Regions from separate parts of the Homo sapiens genome. Here region 1 is linked to region 2. Evidence: chromatin loops called from intact Hi-C (ENCODE). Cell type or tissue: CD4-positive, alpha-beta T cell. All regions are shown on one strand. Links, peaks and the distances in the headings refer to the core of each region. The heading gives the core; the rest is flanking DNA. Region 1 overlaps GNAQ (G protein subunit alpha q). Region 2 overlaps GNAQ (G protein subunit alpha q).

Region 1 (15,349 bases), core at 3,263-11,262, 68 kb after region 2:
CAGTTGGGGTTCTTCCTGCGTTGCCTGTTACTAGTTATTTCATATTTGTTTGCCTTATTTTCTCAGATTGAAAATTATCTTACAGTAAGCAAGCTTCTTCCTTTATAATTCTTTATCTCCTCCGTAACATGCCAGACATGTTGTAGAAGCTTTTGTTTATTGAGTGAATTACTCCAGATAGCGGATCATAGTATCCTTTGATAGTTGGCTTATAATCTCTATGAACTGTGAAATAAGGGTGGTATTGTGGCAATTTCAAAGTATTGATAGGCCATTGCTCTCTTTGCCAGTCCTGGGAAGAGAAAAGAATCTGATACAATGCTTCTTCATGTAGTGAATTTTAAGACAGTTGTCTAAGAGAACTCCGCCTCACCTTGGGCCAATGTTGAGTGGACAGTTGCACCTTTTTTTTTTTGTAAACCAGTTTTTCCTTTTAGACTTGAAAGTCCTGATAACCAGGGCTTATTTAGCACCTTGGCTGCAGCTGTCTCTGACAAACTAGCCAGGCGTTTTGAGGCCTGACACCTGTGTTTCCCTTTCGCCTAGCATGGAGGGGTTATGAGAGGATGTATTGCTACAGTGCCTTTTGTCCTCTCTAAGCAATTCTGAGAAAGAACTTGTCACAGGAAAGTACCTCGTTAAACACATTTGACACTTTCTGAATTTTCTGTACTTCCTGAATAATCCAAGGTCCCAGAAGCCATTTTTCATTTTCCTGAAAAATGTAGCCAGGATTCTGGAAAACTTGCCAACTTATTGTTGCCCTTGATCAAGGAATAAAACATTACTACTTTGTGCAACATGAGTGAATTTTCTTAGTTTACAAAATGCCAAAAGGCTGATTTCATTTTAGTATTTCCCACCTAGATAATAAATACATAATAGAGGCAGAATTAATAAATACATATTCTTATCTACCCCTCTGAAGAGCTCTATCAGTCAAGGTTCTCTGCTTGCAAGCAACAGAAACCAACACTGGCTAACTTAAGCAGAAAATGAATTTATCTGAAAATGGACTCACTGGGAGAAGGGAGTAGAAGCTGAAGGATGGCCTCTTAGAAACTAGGGCAGGCTCAGAGAACTCATCTGTGAAATGGATGAACTCTGGCCATTTCCAATCTTCTGTCACCCACCTAAGATTCAGATTTCTGGGAAAAAGTGCCGATTTGGAGCAGCCTGGATTCTGTGCTAAGTCTTTAGACAGGGGAAGGCTCAACAATATGATTGACAGCCCCTGAGGGAAATCTGGGTACAGTTGGTGGAAGAAGGGGAATGATGGTGTTACAAATTACACATCTTCACTGCAAAAATACACAGCGTGAAAAATAAAGTGACACATGGATTCTCCATAGAAGCAAGCCCTCTGATTTTACTGTTTGCTAAGTCTTTGTTAAAATAAAATTTCTTATTCTGGAGTGGAAAGAAGTAAAGGGGTTAGTGACTTAGTTATATACGAAGTAGCTAGCTGAATTTGACTCTAAGGATTGAATATAATAAGCTTGGGATTATCCCATTTCCACACCACCCCCACCCCCGCCAGCTTCAATTGTTTTAACTCTCTAAGCCTTGAATTTCTCCATCTGTGACAAATAGTAATGGGATTATTTCAAGGGTTAAATAGATAATGTATGTGAAAATGTCTCATAAATGGTTTTTGAAAGTTTTGAAGTTATAAGAGGAATTGTCATTATGTAGAGAATGAATACTACTAACCTTCCATCTTTTTAAAGAATAAAACAAAAAAACAATGTGACCAGATTTAGGAGGTATTTAAGGAAAACCTCAGAGTCACTTCAGAGTGACAGTCATTGAAATGGGATACTAAAAGAGGTACAGAAATAAAGAATAAAACAAAGAATAAAACAAACAATGTGACCAGATTTAGGAGGTATTTAAGGAAAACCTCAGAGTCACTTCAGAGTGACAGTCATTGAAATGGGATACTAAAAGAGGTACAGAAATCTCCTTATCTGGCTGTGTTCAAAATAGAATGTATTTTTAACATGTGAATTTCTTTAAAGCACTTTTGCTAAAATAAAGCTAGGAATGTACTAGACAACCTCTAAAATTCTTCTCAACACTGTTTTTCTTCATGTTGATTTTCTCATTCTGAAACTCTAAAAAAGAGATGATGCTGTTATTAAAATTATTTTCTTATATTTTGAAGCTTTTGCCTTTCTTGAACTTTATCCATTCTACAGCACCTATGAAAAATTTTTAAAAAGACAATAAACAACAGATTTGCTTTGATAATGGTCTCCAGCCCAATAGAGATTTTTTTCTTTGTATCTAAATCCCATACGTGATTGTAATGATTACATCTATGTTGATTTTTTTTTTTTTTTTTTTTGGTGTTCAAAAGTAAAATATCAGATGAAGGTTTTTGTGGGTGACAGTGATTTTAATTGGATTCTTGGCCACAGGGTACCAAAACAGCCTATGCTTTTTCATAGGGAAACTTTCTACTCCTGCTTCTATAAATCTTTGAGAGTTTTCTCATCTTTTTTTTTTGTTTTGAGACGGAGTTTTGCTCTTGTTGTCCAGGCTGGAGTGCAATGGCACAATCTCGGCTCACCGCAACCTCCGCCTCCTGGGTTCAAGCGATTCTCCTGCCTCAGCCTCCCAAGTAGCTGGGATTACAGGCATGCGCCACCATGCCTGTCTAATTTTTTGTATTTTTTAATAGAGACAAGGTTTCTCCATGTTGGTCAGGCTAAATCTCAAACTCCCAACCTCAGGTGGTCCGCCCGCCTCGGCCTCCCAAAGTGCTGGGATTACAGGCATGAGCCACTGTGCCTCTTGGCTTTTTAATAGTCTAAAGGAATCTATGGACTTTTCATGGCCAATTTGATGAGTCAGCCACCTCTTTTTCTAAGATTGGTTTACTGCTTTCTCCCTTCTCTCCAGGACTCTTGGGAGTTGAATCACCATGGAGTCTCTGGTAACTATATCAACTTTCAAAATCCCTTTCTATAATTTCTTTTCTCTTTTAATATCTTGCAGATACTTCCTAGCCACATTTTCTTCTCCTCCCTTTATCTTTGCAGTTCTTTATTCATTTTATACCCATGACGGCCATGTAAAAATAGCAGATGAATATGAGATATTTAAAATTCCTTGTTTTCTTGGCTAAAGTTAATTCGTAATCCCAAGGCATGCCATATTGCCTTTCTAGGATGTACATCTAAGTTCATTTTCATCAGAGGAGGGTTCTGAAACAAAGGAAGACTTCAGCAGTGGACTGAGACTGATATTTTTTTCTTTTTCGATAATAAAAATTTCAAAAAAATACAGAAGAGTGCACACAACATCAGTATTGAGTCGTGTGTGTTTTTCCATTGTCAATACATGTATATCTGGATTTTTTGATCTGGGTCAATATAACCATAACCTCAGAAGATTCTTCATGCTCCCTTCCAGTCAATACTCCCAAGTTCCGAAGGATGACCACTATCCTGACTTCTGGTAACGTAGATTAGTTTTGTTAGTATTTGATCTTGGTATGAATGAAGGCATACAAAATATATATTCCTTTGTCTCTGGTTTATTTTACTCAACATTGTGTTTGTGGAATTCACCCACGTTGTTAACTTGTAATTCCTTTATTCTCATTGCTATGTAATAGCAGTGCCTCACAGAACTTTCTGTGGTGATAAAAATGCTTTCTATCTCTTCTGTCCAATACAGTCGCCACTAGCTGCATGTGACTATTGAGTTGTGAAATGTGCCTAGTGTAACTGAGGAACTCAATTTTTACTTTCATTTAATTTTATTAATTTACATTTAAATTTACATGTGACCAGCAGCTACTGTACTGGACAGTACAGTTGTATGACATTTTATTTTATAAATATGCTATAATTTGTTATAATTATATATATATAATTATATCCTATTATAAATTTGGGCATTTCTGGCTGATAAAAATACTGCAAATATAAACATTCCTGTACCTGTCTTTGGTGAACATAAGTCTGCATTTCTTTGGAGTATGTATCTAGCATTTGGAATTCCTGAGTCAGAAAGTATGCATATAATCAGTTTTAGTACGTAGATACTGCCAATGAGTTTTCCAGAGTGATCATACCAGTTTACATTCCCACAAGCTGTAAGAGTTCTAGTTGCTCCACATCCTTGACAACAGCATTTGGTATTCTTTTTGTTTTAGTTATTCTCATGGCTGGTATTACTAGTTTTGGTTTGTGTTTGAGACTGGGTCTCAGCTATGTTGCCCAGGCTGGTCAAGAACTCCTGGGCTCAAGCAGTCCTTTCACCACAGCTGGGATTACAGGGGTGTACCACCTCACCCAGTAGTCTTTTTAATTTGGCTATTCTGATGGCTGGATAGTGGTATCACATTGTTGTTTGAATTTGCATTTCTTTGATAACTAAGCATCCTGAGCACTTTTTTATATGTTTACTGGCTATTTGGTTATCTCTTATAAAATACATTAATTTTTTACCCTTTTTCCATTGGCTTGTCTGATTTCTCATTGTTTTGTAGGAGTTCCTTTTATATTAAGGACATACATCTTTGTTGAGTAAATGGCTTACAGATGTCTATTTTGTGGCTTTTTGTTTTCTTAATGGTTCTTTCAGTGAAAGTTCTCAATGGTAAGATAGCCCAGTTTATAATTTTTTCCCCTTCTAATAATTGCTTTTTTGTGTCCTTTTAAAGTAATCTTTGCCTACTTAAGGTCATGTAGATAATTTGCTGGATTTTCTTCGAAGTTCTTTATTGTTTTACATTTTACATTCAGATCTAAAATCCATTTCAGGTGGATTATAGAGTATGGTATAAGGTAAAGGCCAAGTTTTTATGTTTTTTATCTGGATATCTAATTAACCCAATTCATTTATTGAAATGACCATCCTTTACCCAGAGCAATACAGTGTCACCTTTGTCACAAATCAAGTGAATGTATATGTTTGAGTTTGTTTCGGGACTCTCCATTCTGTTCCATTGATCTATTTTGTATATCTTTGTGCCACTGCTGTGCTCTATTAATGACTGAGCTTTGCAATGTTTTAATATTGGGCAGCAGTAGAAGTCACTCAGTGTTGTTTTTCTTCTTTGGGATTGCACAAGAGCTGAATTTATTCCTGTGTACTTTTAAAGAAGAGCATTTTTTTAACTGGCAGGTAGATTTCCTAGGGTTAATCCAAATGTGTTAATTGTTCTCTCTAATGCAGACATCTTCCTTTTTCTTGAGGCCTCGGTTTATTTCCTTATCCAGACTGTGTTAGCTGCATAGCTTAGTAAAAGGACTTTTATTTTTCCTAGTTTGATAATACGGTTTTCTTTTTTAGATCAGTGTCCTTATTTATGAAGGGTGATGGTGGCTTCATTATTATTCAGTGATGTTCTTTCTCACTTTAAGCATTTCCTCTAACAAGAGTTGGAGCTGGACACTGAGTGCAATGGAGTTCTACCAAATTCCCCTTCCACAAATCGCTTTTTGGGCCAACATGGCTCTACAGCACCGGATTTTGCATCAGAATCCCTTCGAGTTTCTTATCTTCACCATCTGTAGCATTTAGATTGAAAAGGCTTACCTGGGTTTTCTTTTTTTGTGTTTTATGATCTCAAGCTATTGGGAGTAGACCAATTCGTGTGGCTCAATATGAGAGTTAAAGTTACGTCAGAAGGTAATGAAAGCTGATTTTGCCCTTTTATTAACTATAGTATTTTAATCCTGGTATGTAAAATTATTACTCATTTGTGCCTAATGCAGATAATGGGAAGCAGCTCACTGTGGTAAAGTAGGGGCATTAAGCACAGGTGCAACTGTAAACATGTATCCACATACACACGTATACACACACTCATGTATGCCAGCAATGACCTTTGGACACTACATTGTATATGTATGTGGGAATAAAACTGATGGACGTCCAGCATTATCTCTAAATTGTACACATGCAGTGACTGTCTTTGCATAATGTTCCCCCAGCTTATGCTTGGTGGCCTATCTGCATTGTTTTTCATCTCATCTCAAAGTAACCTAGCTCAGCTTGTCTTCAGCTCATGCACAGCTTCCACAGCCACAGCTCAGTTCATCTTTAGCTAATCCAAATCGTTTAAAATTGGATGAAAGGAAGAAAATTAACACTTGAGGGCAGAGATTGGGCCTTAATTACTTAAACCTAGTTCAGTATTTGACATATGGTTCTACTCTGTTGAATGAATTAACGAGTGAACACTTGTTGACCGTGATGGGTTTTGTGTACTGTGTGGTATACACACAAGAACACAACTACTGGAGTCATACACAACTTGGTTTGAAACATACTCTACGACAAAACTGTTGTGTGGTGTTAAGCAAATTAATGTCTCTGAATTCCAGTTTTCTTATTTCTAAAATAGTGGTGATTCTAATGCCTAGTTCACAATGTGTTTTGAGAATTACATAGTCTGGAAAAGTTGAAAGTGTTGTCCATTGTTAAATGGAGATGATGTTCTTTAGTCATTCAACAAATGTTTGCTAAGTATCTCCTATGTTGTAGTCAACAGAAACTGATATGGCTGATTAAAAAAAAAAAATAGCACTCTAAGGAACATTACTGATTGGTCCAAACACATGAGCGAACTCTGCTTTAGCAGCCTGTCTCTAAACTGCTCTCAGCTGCTTAGACAAACCTGCGCAGAATGACCAGGAATTGACAGCCACCATATAAAACACATGTGGCATAGTTTAACGCATTTTAGTAGGAAGTTGTGAAGCTGGTCATTTGGCTGTTCTTGGTTAACTCCTGGCAAAGCATCAGATGAATACTTTCCTTGTTCTTTTAAACCAAGTAATGTATTGTTTTCCCTTGTTAATTTTAAAACAATGCATCTATTTTCAGTTAGGCAGAATATATTTGTTGGAGCCAAGGAAAGTGAATGCCTGAATGGAGGTCGAGGGAGGATATGAGAAATGCTGGGGCATTTCCTTCTCATTTTTACGCCACTGGAGAAGTCATCTCAGTGATGCACTTAGTTTTTGCTATTGTAGAAAATCAGGGTAGTGCTTACTTAATATTTAGCAAAGCAATAGTTTCCTTCATTTTAATAGCATGTATCAAAACCTAAAAACTTGTTGCTTCTCAGGAATTGTAGTCTTATTCTTTATTATATTGTTTTGCCCTAAATTACTTACACCTGCTATGCAATTATGTTTTTAAATAGTATGTTGTTAACCTACTCATGATTTTCATTAGTACAAGCATGTATATCCAAACATGAATATCAGCAAGAAATGCACTTTAAAAAATGACTTTTTGTGTCATTTCATGTTATATTATGATACTTTTCCTTTCAGGAGAGAAAAAAATAAGCTCTTCATTAATAGCTGCAGTTACTCATTTTGGCTTTTCCCGTATAAATGTATACTTTTACCACCTTTATTTTCCTGATTTTATGTTTCTTAAAGTGAATTTGTTAAGAAGATACCTTTAAGTTGTTGCTACCACTTTGTAAGATGCATATGCAGTTGTTGTTTTTTTTTTTTTTACTATCTTGTGTTATTTGTTAAAACTGAAATGTAACTGAAAGGACTGGCATATATCAAGAAATGTGATATCCCCGCTGAGATGAGCAGTAGTATTGGATTGGCTGGTAGGTTATCTGCTTCTGTCAATGTGCACACTTCCTTTGTGGTAAAAAGTATAACGGTTTTGAACTAAAAAGAAGACTGTACTGAGTGTTGTCGATATTGGCCTCCCTGTGAGGTGGTGAAACGTCCTTAAAAACAGTGCTTCTGTGGTAAGAGTTCAGTTAATTAGGTGATTGTGTGTGCATTCTCTAAGGCACTAGCCTAGTCTTTCTTCTCTTGACCGTCTTCTAGCCATTTTACTATCTACTGGGCAGCTGGTGGATGGCAACAGGATGAGATCATGTAGCTGTTTGATTGTATTAATGGAACACTGCAGTCAAAGTACCTCACTAAAGTTGGGGATTAAAATACTTTTAGATTCACCTTTCAGTTGACCTTGATCCTTGGCATAAAATAATCAATACCATATGCTTTGTGGGTGGCGTGTATCAGTGTTGTGCAGTTTTTGCCAGCCATGGAGGAGAATGGTGGCCCAGAGGAAGGGGTGCCTTTTTCTCTCTACAGCACTCTCTTTTTGCCAGACTCTATAAACAGAAAGTGGAGAGGTGGGTACATTATTCTCATATGCACAGAAGTGCCACATATTCCAGTGATGACAGCTTTGGGTCTTCCTAACTGAATGTGAGGTTGAGAACATTGATTTTGTGTTCTAGAGTATTGCTTCTCGAACTTGAATATGTATACAAATCATGTGAGGCTCTCATTAAAATGCATATTTGTATTTCAGTAGATCCAGGGTGGGCCTGAGATTCTGCTTTCCTCACAAGCTGATGCTGAAGCAGCCCAAAGTAAAGGCCTCTTGGAAGTAACTGACTCTCTGCCACCAGAGGCAATATGAAATCACCAGTAGGCTACCTTTTGGAGAGAAGATCCCAGAAAATACTTCAATAGGATTTTGGCCATGAGACATTCAGCAAATTATTTAAACTCTCCATGCTATGCCTTGTCGGAAATGTGAGGAGATAATAGTATTCACTTTGTATGGTTAGTGTGAGCATTAATGACAATATATAGATGCAAAACTTTTGGGACAATAACATCAACATAGTCAGTGTCTACTAAATGGTTGTTGAATTCTTCCCAGAAAGTGCTAGGTCAGGAGAAATGTATATCTGTTTGGGGAAAGTGCACAGTATTTGAGAAGAAATTGCTTATTGTTTAAAGACATACAAGAGGCTATGATCCAAGAATGAGACTTGGGTTCCATGATCCGGTGCAACAGTGGTTTCTTGGGAGCAGTGGCTGGCCTCTGGTAGGATTTAAGGCATCAGAATGTCAATGAAAGTGGGGGCCCTTCTGAAGGGGTTCATGGATTTCTGTCACTGCTGAGATAAAGGAGTCTTAACTTTTTTCCCTTGACTGCAGGGTGTTTGTAAGGTAAGGAAGGAGGCAGATAGTCGAATAACGAAAGAGGCAAAGGGACAGAAGAAAAAGGGAGAGAAATAACTTTAGCCAACCACTTCTGGGCCTTTTTCATTTAATATGCTCCAAAATGTGAGGTAAGTAGTAGTGTTCTAATTCTACAGATGAAAAATGTTTAAAATACCTGCCCCAAATAACTCAATTTTTAAGTTTATGGGGCTGGATTAAGCCCAACCCAGAATTAGGCTTAATTCCCTAAAGGCAGCTCGTATACTTGACTCCATAAACACCTTTGGCACCTAGGACACATGTATTTAATTTTCTTGTGCAAAAGAGTAAATGCAGTTACCTGTGGCCACTCCAGCTGTCTTTCCACCACTTCAGCCAGCTAAAGTTACTGCCGTGTCCCCAGGACCTAGCAAAGGGCCTGACCCACAGTTAGGCTCAGTAAATACTATGGAATGAATGAGTCAGTATTTAATCAGAGAGCCGATTACATGATACCACTATTATTATGGATCTTTTAAACTTTTAACTCTGATACCACCTATTTGATTTCTCCTTCTTGACTGTACACTCCTTTTACTTGTTCTTTATGTTTTTTGTTAATCCACACACTTCACATCGACTTAAATAATTTTTAAAATGCCACCAAGTATTTTTCATTTCTCTTCGAGCCAGAGGAAGTGTAAGACATGTACTTTGCTTATGGGGACTTGCAGTCTCATTGGAGAGGCAAGATACTTAACAAAATTATTTAGTTCTTTAATGTGCAGTCAAGGCAGAGTTTCTATAGGAAAGCTCATATATTCTTTCTTTCTTTCCTTATTTCCCTTTCTTTGCCTCCTTTCCTGCTGTTCTGGGTTGGTGCATGTAGTGATGCATCTGGCAGTGCTGGGTGTTTGTCCATTTTCTGACCATTTCCCATGGCGATATCTTTGTTAGGAGCCAGGGAAGGCATCTTAATTACCACTGCAGTCTTGGGATAATGAAATGCACAACTCTATGAAAAACTTGGTCACAAATCAAGAAAGTGATTGGAAAGCTTATGCAGCAGAAAAATAACTTGCCCATGAATTATGAAACACCTCTGGTATGTGAACATAGCTGTACACTTGAAATTAAGAAGCTTGTTTCTATAAATACTAGATCCTTTTTTCTTTTTCTCAAATAGAAAAACATTTTATAAATATAAAGATAAATATGTTCATTGTAAAAATTCAGATAACATAGAAAAGCAAAAGAAGAAGGAAAAAATCACTTGTAATCTCACTGTGTGAGAAAGCCACTGGATTTTATGGTATATTCACATACTGAGATTTAACTTTGCACATACAAATGTAGGTTCACTGTCCCACATCTAAAACTTCTTGGGACAGTTTTCTTAGATTGTAGAAAGATAATGTGAGAAAACCCCCATTGAGGTTTGGAGTTGTACTGTGTAATCAAATACATTAACATTTTAGCAGCAAAGTATGTTAATATTTGCAATTAGTGGAACAAATGAAGATTGTAAATAGCTTTGCAGCAGGTTACATTTCCCATAAATTAATTACAAAAAAAGTCTTTTCAGTTCTTGGAAATTTGGAGATTTCAGTTAATAAGTAAGAGAGTATGGACTTATATACAAAATAGTGATTTTTTTTAATCGAGTATATATCACAAGTACTTTTTTCTGAGTTGTTTTCTCACTTGTGCCATAATGAACATCCTTGCAGGATAAACTGCTAGCAATGGAATTGCTGGGTCAGAAAATACACACATTTTTGAGGCTTTTGATAAAGATTATTCAATTGCCATCCAGAAAGATCATACCAGATTACTGTGTGGCATCTGAACTTGCCTGTTTTTACCACGTCGTTACCAACTCAGTTTTATTAGTGTTTTAGGTCTTTCCAATCTAATTGGTGAAAGTGATACTTTAATCTACATTTTTGAATACTGATGATGTACTTCATTTCATAAACGTTTGGCTGTAAAATTTCCTCTATATTCATTCCAGAGATTAAGATATTTTCAAATCATTAAACTGGGGCTGTTATCTTAGGTTGTTCTGGAGATACTAATTACATGTCAGGTAGTATCAGTTGCATTGGTTATTTTATTTAGAAATTATTTTTTTTTTAACTTTAAGTTCCGGGATACATGTGCAGAATGTGCAGGTTTGTTACATAGGTATACATGTGCCATGGTGGTTTGCTGCACCAACCAACCTGTCATCTAGGTTTTAAGCCCCATGTGCATTAGGTATTTGTCCTAATGCTCTTCTTCCCCTTGTCTCCCACCCCCTGACAGCTCCCAGTTTGTGATGTTCCCCTTCCTGTGTCCATGTGTTCTCATTGTTCAACTCCTACTTATGAGAGAGAACATGCGGTGCTTGGTTTTCTGTTCCTGTGTTAGTTTGCTGAGGATGATGGCTTCCAGCTTAGAAAGTAAGTTTTGTTGAAGAGCAAATGTTTCCGTAAGTGCTGGCAATCCTGAAGGACTCTTTCAAGAATCATTTGGACAGAATTTTCCTGAATATGAAAGCAGTATTTAATGGCATTGACAGCTAAAGGCTTCAGGTTGAATTATCTCCAAGTGTATGATCGACTTTTAAGTGAGAATAAGCAAGTTTATGCCCCATGTTCCTGTGCAGTTATCTCATGCAGTTTTCTGACAGTGTAAAATATTACAGCCCCACTGCATGCTTTAAAAGAGAAATTTTGAAATTTTATTCTTTCATTTTGTAGAGTCTGAAAAGATTTCCCCTAAGCCTGAAGCAGTGATAAGCTTTGGAATCACCTGGGGGGCTTAATTACCATGCAGACACCTGAGCCCAGCCACCAGAGACTCTAATCCAGTAAGCCTTAGACTGTCTTTTGAGAAAGGTAGCCCAGCTCTGATTTTAATCAGATTATTAGAACAATAGTAATACTCATAGGCGTGGTTTTGTAGTTGTAAAAACAGGAATTGTTACTATAATAGCAGTACTAATAATTGTAAAAATTTCTATTAATGGTAATGTTATGAATCTTTTAAGTATATCTGATAACTCAGCGATGTTCCAAGTTCCACATTCAATGAATGGGCAACTTCTGGATTTGCCTTTCTTAACATCTAACTTAATTTTATTTCTTGGTAATAGAGGATGAGTACTTGAAATTAGGGCCATTCTTAACTTCTGAACACAGAGAAAACTTTTTTATCACAAAAAGTCATTTTGGGAGGGAGGAATTAGTTTTCTTTAGTTGAACAATAGACTATTACAGACAAACCAGAAATTTTCTTATTGCCATTTCACTTTTGTATAATTTATTATATTTTGTATTTTCTTCCTCTGTGTGTGTGTGTTTCTTCGTGTGTCTCCTTTAAAATGATCCCATATAGAATCTAGCTGTTGTAAGCATTGTTCTGACCAATTTATACAAAAAATAATAGCTGCATCGTTTTCAAACATGTTGATGTGGTTCAGCATTTTGGAGTCAAAGAAACTGAAAAGAATGTTAGGCTACACCAGCTTTAATTTGGATCAACCCAAAAGACTTGCTAATTATTTTACCTAAGCACTAATTATTATGTGAACTTTATTCTTAAAACATAAACAGGGCCGGGCACGGTGACTCACACCTGTAATCCCAGCACTTTGGGAGGCCGAGGCGGGCAGATCATGAGGTCAGGAGATCGAGACCATCCTGGTCAACATGGTGAAACCTTGTCTCTACTAAAAATATAAAAAAGTAGCCAGGCGTGGTGGTAGACGCCTGTAGTCCCAGCTACTCGGGAGGCTGAGGCAGGAGAATGGGGTGAACCCGGGAGGTGGAGCTTGCAGTGAGCCAAGATCGTACCACTGCACTCCAGCCTGGGCAACAGAGCGAGACTCTGTCTCACAAAAAAAAAAAAAAAAAAAAAAAAAAAAAAAGCCGGTGTGAACTTCTGTTAACTCCACTGCCCATATCTCTTTTGTTCTAGAAATTGATTATTTACAGTTTCCACAGTCAGCTTTTTGCTAAACTAAAAGTGTAAGTATGCCAAAATGTGGTACAAGAGAGCAAGCTTATCATCCAAGTAGATGCAGGATAGATCATTAATCTTCCACACACTTGCTCTAGCAAGTGTTCAGCCTACCAGGCAAAAGGGCTGGGCTTTATCTAAGATCAGCAAGTCTGATCCAGCTTGCCAGAAAGCCAAATTATCCAAGTTGATATGGAAATTCCAAAAGGCATCCCATCACATCCTTGTAAGGGCATTTACATTTTGCCTGTTTTGAGAGTGATTTCACAAGATTTTTTTGTGTGTTTTGTTTTAGGGTTTCCCTAAAATATGGAAGGTATGTGTAGCCTGGCTGTCAGGTATGAGGAAACAGGCACGGGTTTTAGGTGACCTCCCAGAAGTCACACACAGCCCTGGAGTGGCAGTTAGAAAACTGGCAGTTCACTTTTGAGCATTTTTTTTCTCTCCACTTAAAATAAGGTGTGTATATATATGTGTGTGTGTGTATATGTATATATACACACATACATACACACACTTGTGCTTTAATGAAAGGTTTGGACTAGAAATGCTAGTGTCAGAAATTATTTTGCTTCTCACCCTTTTTACTCTCAGCTTCCCACAGGAGAATCACTTGCCTGCCTGTCAACCAGATAGAGCCTGCCTGGAAGGAGTCACCTTTAGCCCCTGGGGAAAGGAAGGGAATTATCATTTAGTGAGAGCTCACCCTTACTGGGCTGTCTGTTCCCACTGAGATGTTCTAGGATCTTCCTTTAAACACTTAAACATTTTCCATTTTCCTCCTTACAGTCCCTGCTTCTATCCTCTCCCTTGCATAAGTAAGGAAACTGAGGCTTTGTGAGGTGAAATACAATTCAGGTTGCAGAGTGAGGATGAAGTGAGGATGAGGCATCTCTAGCGTCCAACACCCATGCTGCCTTCTCTAGGGAATAGCTTCCATCAGGCAGCTGGGCATTCAGGTCCATCCTTGCAGCCTGAGTCTGTGACCAAGTCCACTTATGGAGTGGGATCTGGGGCTCCTCAAACTTTAATCTTGTTTATCTAGTCTGCTTCTCCTCCACAAGTACAGATCCTGCCATTCTGGGCTGACCTCTTCTAACGACCTGTGTTGCTCATGAGCTCTTCCCACCCCTGCCCTGATTAGCTGAGATACCAGGCACTTCTTCCAGGCTTTGCTCACCTCTTCATCTAACAGACCATTGACACCTGCTTGGAGATTGATGACAGCTACAAATTTTACTTACTCCTAAGATTATAAGTTCCCTGTGATACTAAGGCCTGGCCCAAATTGCAAAATTGTTAAAGCAGAAACTCCAGCTTGCATGTTGAAGGAATACGTGAAGTAAAAGAAAGCTGTGAAATAGGCTAACTCAGTTACCATAGCTTATGGTTAAGAAAGCTGCACTGGCTGATTGGGAAGCAGTTGCACACTCTCTAGGACCATTAAGGTCAAACTTGGGTGAAATTTTGCAGCCTCCATTCAAATTTATCCTGTTTTGTACAAAAACAAATTGGCGTTCATTTTTCTAACTTGGGTTAGGTTTTGTAAACCCTGTTCTGAAGACTAAGACCAGAACTCATTATCAATAACAGTTTGTGGATTCCTGATTTTATGAAAACCATCTTGATCTTTCTTCCTTTATTATTTTTAGCATTCTTGTTTTCCTTTTTAGTATTTTAAAACTAAATATTTTAGCTGATATTCCATGTCAAACCAAGTATCTCATCTTGTAATGTCATAATCTGTTAAGACATTCCTCTCAACTTTGTAAGCAAGGCTTTTATTATGTAAGTCAGCAACAAAGGTGGGATTTTAGATTAAGGAGGATGCTAGTGCTAATTGCCAAAGTAATCATACTGAAAAGCATTCTTGTTGAAACTCAGACATATACCACAAGTAAGAGAAAATGATATTCTTCATCAGATGAAATATTTGGAAATTAATTATTATGATAACAAGTGAAAAGCAAACAAAATACTCCTTACAAATATATTTTTACAAATTTATAACTTGTTTAAGGTGTAAGAACATTCTGAAAGTTTCATTTTGCATCAGCCAGTGAGTTTTAATGTAATGCTAAGAGGTGGAGGCATTAGTAACCCTATTTATGATAAATATAAATTCAGAAGAGTTAGGTAACTTGTTATGGTGTGAATGTGTGTCCCATCAAAATTTGTATGTTGAGATCCTAACCCCTAAGGTGATGGTATTGGGAGGCGGGGCCTTTGGGAGGTGATTCAGTCATGAAGGTGGAGCCCTCATGAAGGGGATTAGTCCTCCTATAAAATAGGCCGAAGGAAGCTAGTTCCCTTCTACTCAGTGAGGACACAGCAAGAAGCTGCCATCAATTAATTAAGAAACTGGCTCTCAGCAGACACTGAGTGTGCCTGTGCCT
Region 2 (15,349 bases), core at 3,263-11,262:
GAAAACCAAAACAAAACAAAACTCTACAAACTCTTTTGTTTGTTGGTTGGTTTTTCTGAGATGGAGTCTCTCTCTGTCACCCAGATTGGAGTGCAGTGGCGAGATCTCAGCTCACTGCAAGCTCCGCCTCCTGGGTTCATGCCATTCTTCTGCCTCAGCCTCCCAGCCTATAGCTGGGACTACAGGCACCTACCACCATGCCTGGCTAATTTTTTGTATTTTTAGTAGAGACGGAGTTTCACCATGTTAGCCAGGATGGTCTCGATCTCCTCACCTTGTGATCTGCCTGCCTTGGCCTCCCAAAGTGCTGGGATTACAGGTGTGAGTCACCGCGCCTGGCCCACAAACTCTTTTGAAAACCATGTAGGGGGAACTAGTGTATGTCCATGCCATAAAATTGCCATTTCCTTGCCATAGTATCAGGATCCTCAAATGGTAGTCCATTTTGATTTTGTAATTCTCTGCTTTCTCCTCTCACCTCTTAAATACCTGAATAGATGTTGGAGGATTGCTCCATTCTTCACTCGGGAGCCTGGTCCCTTTGTCAGTTATAATAAGTGAATCAGGGAGTTTCTCTCTCTGGCTCTGCTCTGTGCATTGTAAAGCAGAGTTTCTCAAAATGTGGAATGAACCCCTGCGTTAGAGCACCTGCACTGAATCCCTGGGTATACTTCTCTTAAAACTGCAGGTTTTTGGTTATATAATGTTATACCAAGGGAATTTTTTAAAAGAGAATGTTTTAAAAAGGTATTTCAAGACAATAAGGAGCTACTTGTTTGTAAGAGTTCTACAGAAACCAAAAATTATGCGAATTCATACTTTTGGGAATCTTATCTTTTCCAAGGACTTTGTTAACTATTTCATCAACTCTAAGGCAGTTAAGAATAAACACAGTTAAACAGGTACTTCAGGCTGGATGTGGTGGCTCACGCCTGTAATCCCAGCACTTTGGGAGGCCGAATTGCTTGAGTCCAGGAGTTCGAGACCAGCCTGGGCAACATGGCAAGACCCCATCTCTACAAAGAATACGAAAAATTAGCCACGTGGTGGTGCATGCCAGTAGTCTCAGCTACTCAGGAGGCTAAGGTGGGAGGATCACTTGAGCCCAGGAGGTCGAGGCTGCAGTGAGCCGAGATCATGCCACTGCACTCCAGCCTGGGTGACAGTGAGGCCCTGTCTCAAAAAAAAAAAAAGAAAAGCAAAAAAATCCCAGAAATCTACGTACTTCAACTAAAATTCAAAAACTTTCTGCTTGTGCCCTACCTGCCTAGATGACCAACTTCATCTAGGTGATTTTTTTTTTTTTTTTTTTTTTTTTTTGCTCTCCAAAATTCTACTTGCATATGCTGCAAAAACCCAGGATGACTTTTGAGGAGAGAGAGAGAGTCTTTGAATAAAAGCACAACGTGTTAGATCTTTTATTTCTGTATCCCTCAGTTCTGAGCAAAATGCCCACACAGTAGGATCTCGGTAAATCTTCCTGTCTCTTGGAGTGGACTTCCTTTAGGATACAGCAAGTTCTGACCGTGACTTCCTAGGAAAGAGTCCTCCCCACTAAAAGAGTGGAATAGAGTCAGTGGTCATTTCAGTCACTAAATTCTCCTGCTGGTGATGCCAAAGGCAAGACTAGATCTGCTAGTGATGCTGATTTTAAGTGCATAGATACTTTTCTGTGTTTCCATAAAATGCCAGAAAATGAGCTGCTCAGCCAAACCCTGTGCCACAGTAAGGGGAACCTTGAAAGAAAGAGGCAAAAGGCAACATACACCAACTATGAGGAATAAGGAATACACCAACCTTGAAAGAAAGAAGTAAAAGACACATACACCAACTATGAGGAATAAGGCAAATGGCTCTTCGAAGAGGCTCAAGGCCATACCAGTCCTCTCAGTTCCAGAGGGGAGGGGCCCAGAGGAGTCATCTCCCAGCAGGGTGAGAACCAAAAGGTTGGTGAGGTACTGAGGCTACCCATGGAGGAATTTGGGAGGGAATAAACACCTACATCCACACAAGTCCTTTAGAAGATTTTTAGCAGCAAGAGTTGGCTACTAATAGGTCAGCCCTCTTACCTAAAATGACGCAGTTGCTTTCTATGAAAGCATGATTTTGATGCTCAGCACTCCACAGATACATACTATGTAAATGTTATCACCATGCACGAGTTCATACTGTTGCATAGAACTAGCTGGCAAGTGAGAAACAAAGTGCCAGTTTCTATGTAGGCAGTGTTTCCACAGTTACTTCAGCCCTTTCTACCCCAGTACAGCAGAATTCTGGGTAGTGTAAATAATTGATGAATTCAAGCATTGGTACATTATATAGGGGCCAGTTAGAGACCCATGTAGGTATTTTCTCTGTTATGGTTCTTCTAAAAAAGTTTTTATCTTGTTAATACTGGTTTTGACTTTTTTATTTTTTTATTATTATACTTTAAGTTCTAGTGTACATGTGCACAACGTGCATTTTTGTTACATATGTATACATGTGCCATGTTGGTGTGTGCCGCACCCATTAACTCGTCATTTACATTAGGTATATCTCCCATTACTATCCCTCCCCCCTCTCCCCACTCCACGACAGGCCCTGGTGTGTGATGTTCCCCTTCCTGTGGTTTTGACTTTTTTTTTTTTTTTTTTAAACATAGAATCAACAGTTCGATACAGGTAGAGGATTCATTAATGAGAATGCATCTTTCACTACTGTGCAATGAATATTTGATGGCATTTTTATTCCCCTGAAATGTTCAGGTGCTGTAAATACTTCTGAAAAAGCTTTTCAGGGAGTTCACATTACTTCTCAGAATAGGCTAATGTTTGTTTGTATCATACTTCTAAGATAGAATGGTGGTCTCCCCGTCCCCCATGTCATATGTCTCTCTCATAACCCCATGAAAAGGTGTAGAAGAGATTCTCCATGTGGAAAATTTCTGTGAGGTTTCAGAAGCCTATAACATTATTCCCATAATTGACTGATCTTTAACTTGCCATTCTTAAGTAAGAGGATTCAATTAAAAAAATTTTTGTTTTACTTCGCCAACATCAGTGGTCAAGTGTTTCTCTAATTTGTTTTGAACTGCGTGGCAGGAGTGGAATTTGAGCCCACACCTCCCTACAAAGACCAGAATCATTTCTTTTTTATAAAACTCTGAGAATAGTGATACTGCTTTGCCAAAAATGAAAAGACTTTCTATAAGCACATAGACAAACATGATGAGTGGGTATGAAATGCTTACCAGTAATGGTAGTCATAGGTTGTATAATCTTTCTGTGCTAAGAATTAGCAGTAGGTTGGCTAGTCATTGGCCTGGGATGGCTTGATGTGACCCAGCTTCCAGGTAGGAACCTAAATCAGATACCAAGAGACTTTTCTACCTCAGGAACCTAAACACAGAACAGAGCACCCTCCTCAAATCTATCAAGTCAGTTAATTGTTAAATTCATAATTCCACAGTTTGTAATCACTCTTATGGATGGTTAGGCAGTTAACTAGCCATATGGAAGTGATAGGGAATTCCAATCAAGGTAAAATTGAGCAGCAGAGTGAAAATGCAAAAGCTTTCTAGTTTTTATTCTATATGGGAAGATGAGTTCTGGAGCTGCGAAGAACACCTGGTTAATGAGTTCTTGAGACATGTCTAATAGCTTTTCCCTAAGGCTAGGGACATGAGAAATAATCATGAAATTTGAGAGAAAGGAGATTTAAGATAAGGTTGTCAAAAGGGATAAGTATTTTAAAGACACCTCAGCCTACTGGACTTTTGGTTGCATGCAAAATAGAGTATACAGCCTGGGAGTGCACAGCCAGCTATGAACTTCCTGATTCACAGTGAATGTTATTTTTTGCCTCTGCATGCACCTCCCTTGCTCTGACTTGCCCTGCTGTGCCGTGGCCTTCCACACCTTCTGCATGACTGGACTTTGCCTTCAGCGTCTTCACATGGCCTGTAGGGCACAGCCTCTTGCAAAGGAAGTGCTCAGAAGGTATATTTAGAAATGAATTTCCTAAACAGTTGAAAGTATCCTTCATAAACAAAAGGACTGATTATATTTTTTCCTCTCTTTTTTTGATGATTAAAAGCATTTTAAATACTATTTTTTTTGTCTTGATTGATTAAAGGAAATACTATGTATGGCAGAATATTGGCAGTGAGTAGAAATTCAAAGCAGGCTTAATATTGACTTTATGGAGAGATAGGGAAAGGCCAATTAAATAATGAAAGTAAAGGCTTACATAATATTGTATACTAATGTAATTAAATAAATGTGGAAAAATCCGTGTATTTAAATGGGGGGTCTGAATCTAACACCTCACCACTCACTTTCTAATAGAAGCTATTTTTGTAAGTGTGTGGGAGTCTGGCAATATCCTTTCAGATAGAAATCATTGTAGGTTTAAATCACTGATATAGCATGGATTAAGCAGATGAAAGCAATGAAGGAAGAGCCTGTTTAGATTCCAGAGAATAAAATTCATAGAACTGTGAGAGGTGGAGCTTGAAATACTGCCACAGTTTTGAAGTTGTTTTAGTGACATCATGTTTCTATGCATGATTCTTACATATGTATCAAAGTGTGGGAGTATTCATCTTCCAGAATTCTAGAATTCATGATTTTGTAATCTAGCCTATCAAGTGATTCACATACAAAGCCTTTCTTTTTTCCTGAACTGTTGAATTTGGATAAATTGTGAATTGTGTTTTTTTTTTAAACTAGTAAAGTGGTATCTTTTGGAATTGCTTCTTAATTGTCTATGGTAAGGCATAAGGCACGTTGCATGTTGCTTTTCAAAATATCTTGATATGATAAAGTGCAGTTCAGAACTGTAATAAAAGGGGCTATTTTTTAATATCCCAGAGAGTTTAATTATAAAATAATTTTGTAGTAACATGATCTTTGACCAAATTTCCGTCTAGCATTGTAGATCTTCATTTTGTATATTTTCTTTAGTTTTATGACAAGAATAATAATACTCATTCTCCTCCTCATATTTTCTTAGGACCTGAGTAAGTACTACAGCTTGATGCTCAGTCCTCACTTACTGTGGCTAATTCGAGAGACACTTGATACTGAAATGCAAGATCTGGTGTTACTCAGCACTGGTTTATGAGCACCAGGGGCTATGCTTTTTGCTATATACACATCACAGTCTGCCTTCATAGTACCCCTGCAGAGGAGGTGGTATTGTGCCTGTTGTACAGGGTAAGAAACAAAGGTTCAGAAAACTTCAGTAACTCTTTCAAGGCTTGAGGTCACACCACAAAGAACGTAGTTTATCCAGGATTTGAACTCAGCATTCTGTTACCCCACAGCCGTTGCTCTTTCTGTTGTGCAGCATTGATTCTCTTGTAACTTTGTCTATTTTCATAAATTAATTTGTCTCTAGGAACAGGCAGCTTTCTCTCTTCTAGATGTTATGACCTATTTTCTGTCTCATAACATGGCCAAGTACATAATTTGAGACTGTGTTTTTTATTGTTTGTCTTACGTTGTTTTTCAGCAAATAAACATTAACCAAAATCAGGTAGCCAAGATGCCAAATCATGTAGCAAACCTACACATAGGGGGAACAAAGAAAAACTGAACATGCTAAGTAAGCCATCTTTTCACCTAGCGTCTTAATTGTGAGGCATATATGTTGCATGTTGCTTGTGAAAGTATCTTAGTATCATAAGATGCAGTTCAGAATTGTAATCAAAGAAGGGGCTATTTTTTAGTCTTCCAGAGAGTTCAGTCTCCCCCCCCTTGGGCATGCACCCTGGGGCTTTGGGACCTCAGAGGTTCTTTTTATTAGCTTAATTGTTTAGCTCGTTAACTGTTCCCTTGTGCTTTCCTAGTAAGGGGCACTTCCCTACTAGAAGGGGATGAACTCCAGCTGGTATTGAGGTCATATGAGTGTAGTTTTGATTGAAAAAAAGAACAACATGGACACAAATATTGGCCATGACAGGTAGATATCAAATAGTTCTTTCATATATTTTAATTTTAATTTAATTTAATTTAATTTTTTTTTTTTTGAGACAGAGTCTCGCTCTTGTTGCCCAGGCTGGAGTGCAATGGCGCCATCTCGGCTCACCGCAACCTCTACCTCCTGTGTTCAAGCAATTCTCCAGCCTCAGCGTCCCGAGTAACTGGGATTATAGGCATCCGCCACCGTACCTGGTTAATTTTTGGATTTTTAGTAGAGACAGGGTTTCACCATGATGGCCAGGCTGGTCTTGAACTCCTGGCCTCAGGTGATCTGCCCACCTCGGCCTCCCAAAGCACTGGAATTACAGGCATGAGCCACCACCCAGCCGAATTTTTATTTTATTTTTCTGAGACAGAGTCTTACTCTGTCACTCAGGCTGGAGTACAGTGGCACAATCTAGGCAGAGGCAACCTCTGCCTCCCAGTTTCAAGCGATTCTCGTGACTCAGTCTCCTGAGTAGCTGGGATTACAGGTCAGTGCCACCACGCCCGGCTGATTTTTGTGTTTTTAGTAGAGACATGGTTTTACCATGTTGTCCAGGCTGGTCTTGAACTGACCTCAATTGATCCACTCGCCTCGCCTCCCAAAGTGCTGGGATTATAGGCGTGAGCCACTGTACCTGGCCCATTTTTTTTAAAAGTGAAAAACCAAACTAAAGTGTGATAATAGTTTTGAACATTTAGTGGAGTGTAAGAAAAGAGAACCCATTTGACTCAGGTTCACTGATAAAGGGTTCTATTTCCTTTTCTAGGAGTTGAGCATTGCTGTTGGTTTTGTGGGAGGTAATATTTACACAATCATACTGCTGTGGATGTAGCTAAATAGTTTATTGGTTAATCCCCACACAAGACAGGAAAGATGTAATTATAACTACAGAGAGAAAACAATCATCAAGGTTTTAAAATCTAGCAATGCAAAGGGAGTGAAAGAGCAGACAGAAGCCTGAGGCTAGAAGGCAGGAAAAGAGGCAGGAGGGAGAGGGACCTTGGTACTCATTTTCTTCTTTTACATGGTGGGATGTAGAGAAATACTGTGTAATACTGCTGAAACAGGAAACAGAGCTAACCAATTGAAGGACTAAAAATAGTATAATCAAGAAAACTAGAGACAAAATAGAGGTGAAGTAAGTGTGAATGAGTTAGATACGGGGGAGGCGGTAAGTCAGTAGATTCTGTCTGAAGTTGACACATCAGGGATAGAAGCCTGTCATTTCGTTAAGCTGATCACCATAGAAGGACTGTAAAAGCAATAATGGAAGGGAGTGGAAATGGGGAGTATGGGCCCAGAGACACTTACTTTCCACTTTTTACCATGCTTCTGTTTAGGAAAAGTTACCTGCACATGTATTACTTTTCATATAATTTAAGAAAAAGGAAGAATTTCAGCAAATTGTAGATGTACAGTGTCAGGAATAATTTTCCACGCATACTATGACATTACTGTTATTACTAGGGTACCAGGGACTGCTGTTGCCACTGGTGGAGGGTTCTGGTTTCCAAAGAATCAGGACAAGGGGGTTAAGTTGGGGCAAGGTGACAGATAACTACACCCATGATCCCATTCAGGTATTCAACTGGTTTCATGGTTGGATCCTGATCAAAATATGGCAGAAGTATTTAGATAGAAGAAACATAAAGGAAAGAACCCCACTAGCCTTCTTCAGACTTGCAAAGTGAAAATGTTCCTCCTATAAGGGGCTGCTGGGGAAGCCCAGCACCCTGGCTAATGCTCCAGGGTTGCAGAACCCCGCTTCTTGTTCTGGGATGCCATGGCCATTCTGGAGAGTGCATGTCTGCGTTGCCTTTGTTTTCTCTAGTCTGAGGAGTGGCTGAGCTTCAGGGCACTGACTTCCTCCCAGGAACTTCCTGAAAGGGGAAATTTCGACTTTGCTGTATGAACACTCTGAATGCCTGTGGGTTGAACAATGGTAGCTGCTGTTGTTTTTTTTTCAAGAGGGAGCTCAATTTTGTTTTGACCTTGGGAAGTGTGGATAGTTGTGTTCATGGCGCCTCCATGTGGGCGGTCAAGGAAGAAAGTCTTGGGGTAGGAGCCCTTGGAGAATGAGGACTTGATTTTGCCATTTTTGCTTTTGGCCTTAATCTGTGTTGTTGTGGAGACAGTAGTACTGAGATGGGGTTAGGGTGGGGAATGGAGTGTGGAGAAGGGCCAGGGAAGGAGCTAACTAGAGGGTTAGTGCCAATAGCTGAAGGAAGCGCTCTGCCTTAGGAGGCTTTATAAATAGTTGCCTTTATCCAGTGTGTCTCATTTTGCCTCTCTCAGGCCTAATTTCTAAATAATCCCATTTTTCAAGATAAAGGAGATAAAAAGGGGTACTCTGAGATTCTCCCAGCAGGTGTGAAATCCTGCCTAATAATTGTAGCTGCAGATTTCTCTATCAGGAATTGATTTGCTGTTAATATAGTCTAGTGCTTGATGCTTGCAAAGTCATATGCCTTTGGGATTCAGGCAGGTGGTTTTAAATGAGTGACACTGGGTGGGACCTCTGGCCAACTAAAACCTTATGGCTCATTGAAGCTGTTGTTCAGCTTTGAATGTTGCCATGTATGGAGAGCAGGTTTTTAGGCTTGCCAGAGCTTCCAGTTTTTCCAGGTAAATAAAATATCTGCTTTTTATGTGAAATCTCTTGGATTTTAAATGTTGCCAACTAATCGAAAAGCTTAAAACTATTGTCTAGAATTAAAAAACAAGCCTGGGCCGGGCGTGTTGGCTCACGCCTGTAATCCCAGCACTTTGGGAGGCTGAGGTGGGTGGATCACGAGGTCAGGAGTTTGAGACCAGCCTGACCAATATGGTGAAACCCCATCTCTGCTAAAAATGCAAAAATTAGCCAGCGTGGCAGCGCGTGCCTGTAATCCCAGCTACTTGGGAGGCTGAGGCAGGAGAATCACCTGAACCTGGGAGGCGGAGGTTGCACTGAGTTGAGATCGTGCCATTGCACTCCAGCCTGGGCAACAGAGCGAGACTCTGTCTCAAAAAAAACAAAAACAAAAACAAAAAAAAACCAAAAACCAAAAAACAAAAACCAAGCCTGTTGAGTGGATAGTTTTTGGCTGCCAATTTTTACCACTGGTTAGGACTCTTAACACCTGACCCCAGTTGTTCTTCAGCCTTGATTGTTGAAAATGAGCTGAACATTTACTGGGCACTTTACTTTGTGTTCTACCTTTTTCTAAAAGCATTTAAAGATGCTTTTGTTAAATATAAACTAATATAAATTAGAAGCAGGTGGAAGACAAAAAGTTAAAACAACTGCAGGATAGTAAATGGAATCAGAATGAAATGATACACATAATGTCAGTGAACCTCAAACTGGGCATGGAGCTTGCTAGCAACTGGCATAACATAGAAGCCTTATCAGTTATACCACTTGTAGTATCTTTAAAACAAACTGTTTAACAGTGACATGGCTCTTCCCGATGCCAGGATCAGAAGGACAGCTCTCAGAAGGGTCTTCAAAAGAACACACTGAATCCTATGACTCTCATTGCAGTGAGAGCTTTATAGGATTGTTCTTCCTGTTGCTCTCCATTAAAAGGCCGATAACGGGGCTGAGCGCAGTGGCTCACGCCTGTAATCCCAGCACTTTGGGAGGCTGAGGCGGGTGGATCATGAGGTCAAGAGATCAACCATCCTGGCCAACATGGTGAAACCCCGTCTCTACTAAAAATACAGAAATTAGCTGGGCATGGTGGTGTGCGCGTGTAATCCCAACTACTCGGGAAGCTGAGGCAGAAGAATTGCTTGAACCTGGGAGGAGGAGGTTGCAGTGAACCGAGATCGCGCCACTGCCCTCCAGCCTGCTGAGAGAGCGAGACCTTGTCTCAAAAAAAAAAAAAAAAAAAAAAGGGGGGGCTGATAACAGTAAAAGTGTAGTTTGGGAAATGAGATACTAGCAATGGGACCTTGGGTAAGTTGCCCTATTTTTCTAAACCTGTTTCCTTATCTGTATAATGAAGATAATTATATTAATACAAAGCAACCACTCTCAAAGGACCATTGTGAGGCTTAGCTGGTACAGTTTGAATAAAGCACTTATTGCAGTTCTTGGTACCCAGTAAGCATTCTGTAAAAGTTGGCTGTGGTGAGTTAGAGAATTGCTAGCAGTGAGAGCTTAGTTGTCAGAATGATTTAAATGTGACTGTCCAAGATTTATTTACGGCACTTAAATGTTTTCGTTTGCTGCAATACAATTTTTTATCCCACTTAATCCTGGGTCACCAAAAAAGTGTTGAGTTACTTATGTACAGAGGATTTTGCAAGGCTCTAGGGGATGGGCCCTGTAGGGAACTTGTATTTTGGCTAACTAGGTAAAGACACAATACAAGACAGGGAGCACCAAGGGCCATCTGAGCAAGGCTGAGTCGATCCATTGAGGGGTTGTCACAGTGGGCTGATACCAAACTAAGACTTCACAGTGATCCACTTTATTATTTGGCAGGTAGAATTTTATAGTTTGAATCATTCCAAACACTGTACAAGAATATTTCAAGCTATGCAACAAAGTAAAATGAGGATTTACCTGAGTATTTTGTATGAATCATTATAGGAGCAAGGTGAACAGCAGCAATCCGTCATGCTTTGCAGTTTGTATTAATTAAACCTTAGAACGTGGGGTAGTTAGGTTGAGCCATCCTTTGCATATTTTTTCATTACAGAGAGTCTTCTCAGCTGGCCTTGGGGCATGCAGAGAGGTGGAGATCTGTGTGAGCAGCTATAGCACTAGGCAGCCTTGCATCCTGGGTGTTGAAAGTGCAGGCCATTATCCTCCCCTCTGACCTCCAAGATGTTAGGTGGCCTTTCTGTGCCTCAGTTTTATCATCTGTAAATTGGGTATGATTGTACTAGTGCCTAGTACATAAGGAGTGCTGCAAAGATTACATGAGTGTCTTTAAAGTCCTTACAACAGTATCTCACACATAGTAAGCATGGCATGTGGTAGTTACTATCATTAGTCCCTCTTGGAGCAATGTATATTAAAATTTTAAAGACAGCTGTCTGGTCAGGATTGGACATGCAGCCTGTAGTTTCAGAACAGAATGCAGCTGACTGTGTACATGGGGATAACTTTATAATGCCCTGGACCTCATTAGCTCATGGCTGTGGAATGGATGGGGGCATCTGGAGGGTCCCTGTTTCAGACCCAGAAATTGAAAGCTCAGCCCCAGCCTCAGCTCCAGCTTACTTGCTCTGTTGATATATGGCGAGTTCTTCAGTGTCTTAAAGTTTCTTTGTGCCTACAAAACAGGCTTAACCTTTCATTCTTGGTGTGTGCTGAATTTTCATAAGAAATTCAGGAATATAATGGTTGGATGAATGAGTTATATTTTAAAGATTATTAAAAATTAAAGGAGATGCAAATATAACAGCTAAATATTATTGCTTTGACTTCTAGGTTTTTGTAAGAATCTAAGTATATAGTATTCACCATATGAGAAAATTAAGTTTTACCTTATTATATAATAACCCAGTAAGGACTTTAGTTAATTGTTCAATTTTTTAAAAAAAATTTCCTGGAAATCTCTAAGATTGAACATGAAGACCCAGAAAATGACTTCATTGCCCCCTACTTTGAGTCTCACTCTGTCGCCCAGGCTGGAGTGCAGTGGCACAATCTCAGCTCACTGCAGCCTGTGCCTCCCACATTCAAGCGATTCTCCTGCCTCAGGCTCCCAAGTGGCTAAAGATCATAGGCACACGCCACCATGCCCAGCTAATTTTTGTATTTTTAGTAGAGACAGGGTTTCATCATGTTGGCCAGGCAGGTCTTGAACTCCTGACTGCAAGTGATCTGCCTGCTTTGGCCTCCCAAAGTGCTGGGATTACAGGTGTGAGCCACTGCACCCGGCCATTGCTTCCTATTTCTATGTTTCCCTCAAAGAATTGACTTGAATCTCAGTGTGGTTGTGAACTCTTCCTAATGAATTTCTGCTCCTTCTGCTGACAGCATTTTCCATACACGTTAGACCTGCTTTTTTGGGAGAGTTGTTCTGAAGTGAGTGGTTCACAGAAATGAGGGCATACACCAGCTGCGTGTAAAAATATGCCCCTGCCCTTACTGCTGCACATGCAGGGACAAGGACTGGGGAGCCTTGCAGTAGAGCCAGGTAGCTCAGCCTACTTGTGTCTGAAGATGTGGGGCTGATGTCGTGAGTTCTGTTTAGGAGTAGTTCATTTCATGTTTTCCTTAAAGGATAATTTTTGGCCATTCCCACACATTTATTCTTCATATAAAATTTAGAATCATTTGTTAACCTCTAAAAAAACCCCATTGGTTTTGAATGTGATCACACTAAACATATAGATTGATTTTGGGAAAATTTATACTTAAAGTCCAGTAATGTGGTATGTCTTGTTTTTTTTTTTTTTTCCTTTCTTTTTTAAATGTCTTCTCCTTTTTACTTAAGTAAAGGAATTTTTTTTTTTTTTTTGAGATGGAGTCTTGCTGTTGTCACCCAGGCTGGAGTACAATGGTACGATCTCGGCTCACTGCAAACTCCACCACCCGGGTTCCAGCAATTCTCCTGCCTCAACCTCTTGAGTAGCTGAGATTACAGGTGCCCACCACCACGCCCGGCTAATTTTTGTATTTTTAGTAGAGATGGGGTTTCCCCATGTTGGCCAGGCTGGTCTCGAACTCCTCAGGTGATCGATCCACCCGCCTCGGCCTCCCAAAGTGCTGTGATTACAGGTGTGAGCTACCGTAACTGGCCAGTAAATGAAATCTTGTCCTTTTATTTATATGGGTCCTACGTTTCCTGTTAAATTTATTCCTAGTTATTTTATATTTTGTTTTTGATTGTTGTAGTGAATAGACTTCTTAAATTGTATCTTGTAACTAGTACTTACTTATTATGGAAAAGCTGTTGGGTTTTTCACATTTATTAGTGGGCTTATGAAGCCCATTTACTGAATTGCCTGAAAATGGAACCGATGTTACTTGCATTTGTTTTGTGAACAAAGGAAAAAAAAACAGTATGAGAAACTTATATTTTAATTTTATTCTCTGTTAGACTCTACAGTGCATCCTGGGTCCCTCTTTTTACTCACTGTTGTGTCCCTAGTACCTGCCTCAGGATTTGCCATGGTGCGTGCACGATTAATATTTGTAGAATATTTCTTAACTTTCTTAATTCTATAATAGTTTTTTCTCTTGGGTTTTTTAAAGAAAAGCAATTATATCATCCCCAAATACTAATGATTTTGTTTCTAGTATTTTTTTTTCATTTTAATTGTTATTATTTTGGCTAGAACTTTCCTTGTAATATTCAATGATAGTCACCCTGTTGCAGATGACACGATTGTACATTTAGAAAACCCCATCATCTCAGCCCAAAATCTCCTTAAGCTGATAAGCAACTTCACCAAAGTCTCAGGATACAAAATCAGTGTGCAAAAATCACAAGCATTCCTATACACCAATAACACACAAACAGAGAGTCAAGTCATGAGTGAACTCCCATTCACAATTGCTACTAAGAGAATAAATACCTAGGAATACAACATACAACTTACAAGGGATGTGAAGGACCTCTTCAAGGAGAACTACAAACCACTGCTCAGGAATAAGAGAGGACACAAACAAATGGAAAAACATTCCATGCCCTTGCCAGAACTTCCAATACTATATTGAATAGGAGTGGTGAGAGAGGGCATTCTTGTCTTATGCCGGTTTTCAAAGGTAATGCTTCCAGTTTTTGCCCATTCAGTATGATATTGGCGGTGTGTCTGTCATAAATAGCTCTTATTATTTTGAGATACGTTCCATTGATACCTAGTTTATTGAGAGTTTTTAGCATGAAATGCTGTTGAATTTTGTCGAAGGCCTTTTCTGCATCTATTGAGACGATCATGTGGTTTTTGTCGTTGGTTCTGTTCATGTGATGGATTACGTTTATTGATTTGCGTATGTTGAACCAGCCTTGCATCCCAGGGATGAAGCCATCTTAATTGTGGTAGATAAGCTTTTTGATGTGCTGCTGGATTTGGTTTGCCAGTATTTTATTGAGGATTTTTGCATCGATGTTCATCAGGGATATTGGCCTAAAATTCTCTTTTTTTGTTGTGTCTCTGCTAGGCTTTGGTGTCAGGATGATGCTGGCCTCATAAAATGAGTTCGGGTGGATTCCCTCTTTTTCTGTTGATTGAAATAGTTTCGGAAGGAATGGTATCAGCTCCTCTTTGTACCTCTGGTAGAATTCGGCTGTGAATCCGTCTGGTCCTAGACTTCTTTTTGGTTGGTATGCTATTAATTATTGCCTCAATTTCAGAACCTGTTATTGGTCTATTCAGGGATTCAACTTCTTCCTGGTTTAGTCTTGGGAGGGTGTGTGTATCCAGGAATTTATCCATTTCTTTTAGACTTTCTAGTTTATTTGTGTAGAGGGGTTTATGGTATTCTCTGATGGTGGTTTGTATTTCTGTGGGATCGGTGGTGATATCCCCTTTATCATTTTTTGTTGCATCGATTTGGTTCTTCTCTCTTTTCTTCTTTATTAGGGGTCTATTTTGTTGATCTTTTCAAAAAACCAGCTCCTGGATTCATTGATTTTTTTTGAAAGGTTTTTTATGTCTGTATCTCCTTCAGTTCTGCTCTGATCTTAATTATTTCTTGTCTTCTGCTAGCTTTTGAATTTGTTTTCTCTTGAGTCTATGGTTCTTTTAATTGTGATGTTACGGTGTTGATTTTAGATCTTTCCTGCTTTCTCTTGTGGGCATTTAGTGCTATAAATTTCCCTCTACACACTGCATTAAATGTGTCCCAGAGATTCTGGTACGCTGTGTCTTTGTTCTCATTGGTTTCAAAGAACATCTTTATTTCTCCCTTCAAATCTTAGTCTATGTTTTTAAAGTTAATGTTTTAAGGATGAATAGGCAGAATGGGAAGAGGACTGCCCCTGCCTTCAACCCCAGATTTTGATTATAGCCCACCATACTGCCTTTGAAAAGCCATAGGTGCCTCTCTTCCTGATGTGTGTGTGCAGTTGGGCCGTTGGTAACTTTTTGATAACACTGAATCAAGTTGGGAAGAAAACTTGTGTCCAGGGCAGATGTGATGCAGGTTTGCAATGTGGAACTGAGCAGGAGCACGGGGCAGAGTAGAGAGGAGGAGTTTGTGACTCAGTCAGTTTTTTTTGTTTGTTTGTTTGTTTTTTTTTTTTTGTGGAGATGGAGTCTTGCTCTGTTGCCTAGGCTGGAGTGGAGTGGCATAAATCTGGGCTCACTGCAACCTCCATCTCCCGGGTTCAAGCGATTCTTCTGTCTCAGCCTCCCAAGTAGCTGGGATTACAGGCGTGCACCACTGCACCTGGCTAATTTTTGTGTTTTTGGTAGAGACAGCGTTTCACCATGTTGACGAGGCTGG

Evidence for each region. Hi-C counts contacts between places; a loop is a spot of excess contacts. Peaks named below come from ENCODE experiments on the same cell type or tissue, not always from the same donor. Only the 100,000 strongest peaks of a DNase experiment are listed, where the experiment ranks them.
Region 1: it touches region 2 in a loop (2.0-fold over the local background); 7 of 110 quality-filtered maps call a loop at or near these places.

What each region holds. Positions count from the first base shown.
Region 1 is chr9:77,901,830-77,917,178 of GRCh38, reverse strand. The region is part of intron 2 of GNAQ (G protein subunit alpha q); the gene reads left to right. LOC107987081 (a long non-coding RNA gene) reads left to right here. Exons shown (of 2, transcript XR_001746758.3): 1 at 1-1,830; 2 at 1,953-15,349. Among named protein-coding and RNA genes, the nearest start is that of GNAQ, 120 kb to the left of the region's middle. In CD4-positive, alpha-beta T cell, for the core only: no CTCF peak of the experiment used is centred there; a DNase peak (open chromatin) is centred at 7,648; H3K27ac peaks cover 592 bases.
Region 2 is chr9:77,970,021-77,985,369 of GRCh38, reverse strand. The region is part of intron 1 of GNAQ (G protein subunit alpha q); the gene reads left to right. Among named protein-coding and RNA genes, the nearest start is that of GNAQ, 54 kb to the left of the region's middle. RefSeq lists an enhancer at 7,743-8,037. In CD4-positive, alpha-beta T cell, for the core only: CTCF peaks have their summits at 7,770 and 7,974; DNase peaks (open chromatin) are centred at 3,869 and 7,959; H3K27ac peaks cover 1,005 bases.